Regions from separate parts of the Homo sapiens genome. Here region 2 is linked to region 1. Evidence: read pairs that join two places in POLR2A ChIA-PET (ENCODE). Cell type or tissue: HCT116. All regions are shown on one strand. Each heading gives the region's core, and the rest is flanking DNA. Links, peaks and the distances in the headings are about the cores only. Region 1 overlaps TMPRSS6 (transmembrane serine protease 6). Region 2 overlaps CYTH4 (cytohesin 4).

Region 1 (2,904 bases), core at 229-2,728:
ACTGAACCAATGAACAAATGCATGAATGAGGATACTGACAGGGAAAGAGAAGGATGGGGTAGAGCATGTCTGGCTATCCCCACCCGGCTCCCCTGCCCAGCCCATCCTGCCTGGTGGAGGACCTTGAGGGACCTGGCTCCCCAGGGTCCCCTCCTTCTGGCTCACAGGAATCAGGGGCTGTGCCCCTCTCCCCGCTCCAGGTTGTTACCGCTACAGCTACGTGGGCCAGGGCCAGGTCCTCCGGCTGAAGGGGCCTGACCACCTGGCCTCCAGCTGCCTGTGGCACCTGCAGGGCCCCAAGGACCTCATGCTCAAACTCCGGCTGGAGTGGACGCTGGCAGAGTGCCGGGACCGACTGGCCATGTATGACGTGGCCGGGCCCCTGGAGAAGAGGCTCATCACCTCGTGAGTCCCTGGGAAGGAGGGCAGGAGGGAGGGCTGGAAAAGGGAGTGGTTGATGGGGGAGTTGAAAGTCACACACAGCATTCTTAGACAAGGGAGGGTAGGACCTTGGGCCTGGGTATCTGGGAGACAGGACGGCTAGCTTAGAGGGGATAGGGGAGAGGAGGCTGGAGATGGTTGTGTACTGGGGGCGCTTCCCCTCCGCGAGCCTCAGTTTCCCCATCTGTAACAAAGCCGTTGTTGTAGATGACTCCTGAAGTCAGCTCTGGGAGGCACCGTGGCTTGTTGGGATGTTTCAGAGTCTGGCTGCAGCCTGGACTTTCAACCTCTGGGCTCGTTCCTAAATCCTGACTGCTTCCTGGTAGAACACCCACCCTCTCTGCTTCCCAGGCTTCTGGTGGGGTTTAAATGAGATACTAGATTCCCCATGGGAGGGGATGTCTTCACTGCCGGGCCCTCGTGCCTAGACCAAACGCACAGTAGGTGTGCAGTATCTATTTTGAGTGAACGAATGAATGATGTAGGTGGTACTGCTTTGCAAGTTCTAGCAATGCATCAGAGCTCACGGATTAAATGTAAGAGCAGAGAGGCTTACTGGTGTGTGGGGCGGGGGTGTGGGGATGTGACGGGGAACCCCCTGTCTCCTAGCTGCGTGCCCTAAGGCAAGTTACTTTGCCTCTTAGAACCTGCTTACCTTGCCGGATCATTGGAGGATTTAAATCAGACTATCTGTGCCATGATCCTTACACATAGTGAGTGCCTAGCACTTACACGCTAGCCATTATTGTTATCATTATATATGCTCTAACTGGGACTGGGCCGCAAAAGGCATTGAGTGCCAGGAGCCATTTGGACTTTGATATTTGGTAAGTGGGGAGCTATTGAAAGTTCTTGAGCACAGAAGTAGGGCTTTAGGGCATAAGATATGGAGTGGAGTACAGAAGTGATCAGGATCAGAGGGCAGGTGGTTGGGGGTGGGGAGGAGGGACTGGAAATGGCCTTGACCTCTGGGAGCCTGGTCCTCCCACAGGATGGGGAGATGGGTGTTAGCCTACAAAGCACTGCAGGAGGTGGGGAAGATGCTCTGGGCTGGGCAGTTCTCAGCGATTGTTTATTGAGCACTTACTTTGTGCTGGGCGTCAGGCTGATGCCTCTTCTGTCTCACTTGGGCTGTGGCCAGCCTCCAGGCAGATGGGGATGGGACCAGTGTGTTCAGATCAAGCGCAGTCTTTGAATGTGAGCTGGCAGAGGTTCTTGCCACACCCCTCCCCCAGGGCCTCTCCAAGCTGCTCTCTCCTTGTCACCCCTCCTGCTGTCCTGCTGGGTGTGACCTCGATCTGCGGCATGTGCGTGGGCTGAGTTTCTGGAGGGCTCTGGGAAGTGCAGAGAAGCCAGACACCATCTGACTTCCAGGTCCAAAAAGGGTGGGGACACTTAGGGGTTTCCCCTGGGGCTTCTCCAGGTGCCTCTCAGCCTGGGAGGGGACCTGACTGCCAGGCCCAGCTCTGTTCCTACTCACTGTGGCTCCTGGTGGCTCTCTCATCCCAGACCCTTGGAGAAGCTCTAAAATGACAGGTCAGACAACATTTGGGGTTCTCAAGCTTGTACCCCAGACACCTGCTAGGGAATGGGGGTGAGGGGGACTTTGGTGGTGATGGGAAGACAGAGCAGGTGGCCCCTTGCTCAGTTTCAACCATGTGCTTTGATTCTGCGTTCCATATTTCATTTATAAGAAGGGCTCTGCCGCTAGGTAAATAAAATAAAACCCCCCAACAATGAAAGCTAAAGCCCCCATTAAAGGTGACCTCCAGGTCTCTTCCATCCTAATATCGTATCTCCCACCTCCCAGGGAAGATGAGCCGGTAAGGCCAAAAAGGACGTGGCTGTATGGGAGGGTGGGGGGCACCGGTGTGGTTGGGGAGACTTGGGTGCTGCAGCAGGAAGATCAAGCTGGAATGGTAGGAAGAAGGGACGAGGGCCTGGGGGGTGAGGGGGGTGGTGCCTGCTACTGGAGGCCACCTCCCTCCCCTGGCAAGAGGCCAGGGGAAATGCCCCATCCCCGGACCCTGGGCACCAAGACCCTCCCAGGGAGACCCTTGGGGTTATGCCCACCATGCCTCCAGCTGGCTGCAGGCTGCTTGGGTGCCATGTGTAGCGATTTTGAGGCTGTGCTTGGAGGAGCTCAGGTACTCGCTTGCCAAGGTGCCTGAAATCCCTCCAGCAGCACCCCTTCCTCCTGTCAAGGCCCAGGTGCCCACGCACAGTCTGCAGGCAGGGAGGCTATTGGGTTGCCCATTCAGAGGGAGGTGGGGCCGTTAGTTTCTTATAAATTGACCCATCAGATGCGCTGGACTCCAGAGAGTGTTGCCATTGACACTGGGAAGTTTGGGGGAGGTTGGTGAGAGGGTGAAGGGGAGCTGGGGAACCCCTGTCTGAGACAGGCAGACCAGGGGCACCTACATATGTGGGAGGGTACCAGCCATCACAGACAGTGCCTAGCGC
Region 2 (2,904 bases), core at 317-2,816, 210 kb before region 1:
AATGAATATGGGAGACTCCCAAGTCACCTACCCCTCTCCCTTAAAGAGCTGGGAGTTAGAGAACACTGGATGGTGGTGGCTTCTTCCTTCTCTGTATTGTGAACTCCTACTCACCCTCCAAAGCCCAGATCAGATGCTCCTTCTCGGAATCTGAGTTTTCAAGCAGCATCAAGACTTACTAAGCACTCACTGTGGACCAGTTTTAAACACTTTCCCATTTAGTCTTCACAACCCTGTGAAGTTGGTACTATTATTATCCCCATTCTACGGATGAGGAAACTGGGGCACAGGAAGGTTTATTTATTTTTTTGTGAGACAGAGCCTCACTCTGTTGCCCAGGCTGGAGTGCAGTGGTGTGATCTTGTCTCACTACAACCTCCACCTCCCAGGTCCAGGTGATTCTCCTGCCTCAGCCTCCCGAGTAGCTGGGATTACAGGCGCCCGCCACCACGCCCGGCTAATTTTTGTATTTTGTGCATGTGTATGGCTTGCTTAAGGTCACACGGGGGTGAGCAGCAGAGCTGGGATTTGAACTGTATAGTCTGGCTCCAGAGTTTGTGCTTCAAACTGATAATTGGACTGCCTCTGCAGTTGTAAAAATGAGTACCAAAAACAGTACCCTAATTAGAAGCTAATAAGTCATAATAATTGGAATACATGCTAAGCAGTCTTATAAAATAAATAAAACATGCACTAATCCAAAAAGTAGGAGAATGACCATAATAAAGTAATAATGATTAGAATGATTAAATATGGGCATGATAGAATTCTAACTAAGAAGGCAGTATTTGCTATTTGCAAGGAACTAGGCCCTTTCCCAGGCGGTCCAGCTCAGCTCTGTGAGGCAGTACTATCATGAAGTCATTCTTGTTCCTTGCCTCCTCTTCTTTGCTCCCAACCCTTTGTTTGTGCTGTCAGCTATGTGGATCGCGACACCCCCAGCCACTGGGGCTGTGCCACCCTTGAGGGCCGGGACCCTGCCCCAGGACTACTCACCTGAGGGCCTGGACGAGGTTGAGGTTGGCGAACTCGTGGCAGTCCACGAAGGCCTGGAGGACCTGCAGGTTGATGGGATCCCTGGGGGAGGAGGCGGAAGGGAGGGTGGGACACACTTGGATACTTGCTGGCACCCACCTCCTGGAGGGGGTTGAGGTGGGGGAGGGAGAGGACAGAGACATCTGTCCTTCTGGGGTCCAGCTGCCATCTGGTGTGTTCACATCTGTCCCACCCATATCACACCCTGAGGGCACACCCTTGTCCTCCCATGCAGGAACACACACCTTCACGGCTCACCAGCGCTGGTCTGGCCTGGGAGGGGAGCCCTGGCTTTGGAGCGGCCTTGCCCTCAGTCCAGGCCTTCCTCATTTCCTGTAACTTCCCACCTGGTGACCTCGCGGAAGCCACTTGACCTTCCCAGCCCCAGCTTCCTCATCTGTACAAGGGAGAGAAGCTGACCTCCCCCATCTCCTCCCTCTCCCCAGCTCCTGAAGCAGGAAGGTGCCCTTCTCACCGTCTGCATCCCCTGCTCACCGCGGGAGGGAGGGGTGTCCTTGGGAGCTGGGGAGAGGGCTGTTGACTCTCTGGTCCAGCTTCACCCCTATCCACTCGCCCACCCCTCAGACCAGTCCTTTGCCCAGAGCGCTCCCACAGATCCCCACCTCCTCGCCCACAATATCCTTCCTCTCTCCTCCCGTCCAGTCTAGATTCTTGAGCCTGTTTCTGACCCCAGGGCCTTTTTACTTGCTACTCCTGGACCGCTCCTCCCCCAGATGTCTGTACTGCTCATGCCCTCACCTCTTTTACGTTTTGGTCAAATGTCACCTTCTCCATGAGACCCTTCCTGTCCACGCTATTCTAAATCACAGCCCCCAACCTATGGTCCCCAGCATGTCTTTCTTTCTTTGTTTTCTTTTCTTTTCTTTTTTTTTTTGAGACGGAGTCTCGTTCTCAATCTGTTGCCCAGGCTGGAGTGCAATGGCGTGATCTTGGCTCACTACAACCTCCGACTCCCAGGCTCAAGCGATTCCCCTGCTTCAGCCTCCTGAGTAACTGGGACTACAGGCACCTGCCACCACATCCGGCTAATTTTTGTATTTTTAGTAGAGACGGGGTTTCACCACGTTGGCTAGGCTGATCTGGAACTCCTGACCTCGCGATCTGCCTGCCTCGGCCTCCCAAAGTGCTGGGATTACAGGCATGAGCCCCGAGCCTGGCCGGTCCCCAGCATTTCTGACTTCCCTTCCCTGCTCGATTTGTATTCCACAGAGCTTATCATTCTCTAACATATTTTACAACTATTGAGACCTGTCTCTCCCACTAGCATGGACTTCCTGAGGACAAGAGTTTTGTCTGTCTTATTCACTGGTGTACACCCAGGGCTTAGGATGGTGCCTGGAACACAGTAGACCCTGAGCAACATTTATTTGTTGAATAAATGACTAAATGAATGAAGGCAGTCAGGCTTTGACTCAGAATCTGGAGGGGATGATCCGTGAGCCCCTCAAGCACTAGGAGTGATGACTTTGCTAACATAATTCATCCTCTCACCTGCACATCCACACACCTGTACACACCTGCACACCTTCATTTCCTGCCTCGCTAAGGCTCCACTCGTTCTTACCTCTCCCCCAGGTAGGTACCAATGGCTGTCTTGTTGAGGCCCTCGCCTTTATACAGGAACCGTGCAATGTCCTGGACGTCAGGGGTCAGCAGCTTGTGCTCAATGAAATACTGGATACCCTGGAGGGGGTACACAGAAGCCGTGAGCAGCTGCTGCATGGAAGCAGGCCTGGGAGGGGGAAGGGAGGAAGGAGCTTCCATGGCCAGAATCCTGGAGCCTGGCATTCTGGTGTTGGCACAGTCTGTTCTGGGAAGTTTTGACCCCTCTTTCATAGGAGCTGCCTT

What was found. ChIA-PET counts read pairs that join two places held together with the same protein. Peaks named below come from ENCODE experiments on the same cell type or tissue, not always from the same donor. Only the 100,000 strongest peaks of a DNase experiment are listed, where the experiment ranks them.
Region 2: POLR2A ChIA-PET joins it to region 1 with 6 read pairs; 2 of 35 experiments call an interaction of 5 or more read pairs at or near these places.

Annotation. Positions count from the first base shown.
Region 1 is chr22:37,087,079-37,089,982 of GRCh38, reverse strand. It overlaps TMPRSS6 (transmembrane serine protease 6), which reads left to right. Exons shown (of 18, transcript NM_001374504.1): 7 at 201-405. Among named protein-coding and RNA genes, the nearest start is that of TMPRSS6, 21 kb to the left of the region's middle. RefSeq lists an enhancer at 884-2,083. In HCT116, for the core only: no CTCF peak of the experiment used is centred there; a DNase peak (open chromatin) is centred at 1,662; H3K4me3 peaks cover 823 bases.
Region 2 is chr22:37,297,399-37,300,302 of GRCh38, reverse strand. CYTH4 (cytohesin 4) reads right to left here. Exons shown (of 13, transcript NM_013385.5): 5 at 2,621-2,739; 6 at 997-1,077. Among named protein-coding and RNA genes, the nearest start is that of CYTH4, 16 kb to the right of the region's middle. In HCT116, for the core only: no CTCF peak of the experiment used is centred there; no DNase peak of the experiment used is centred there.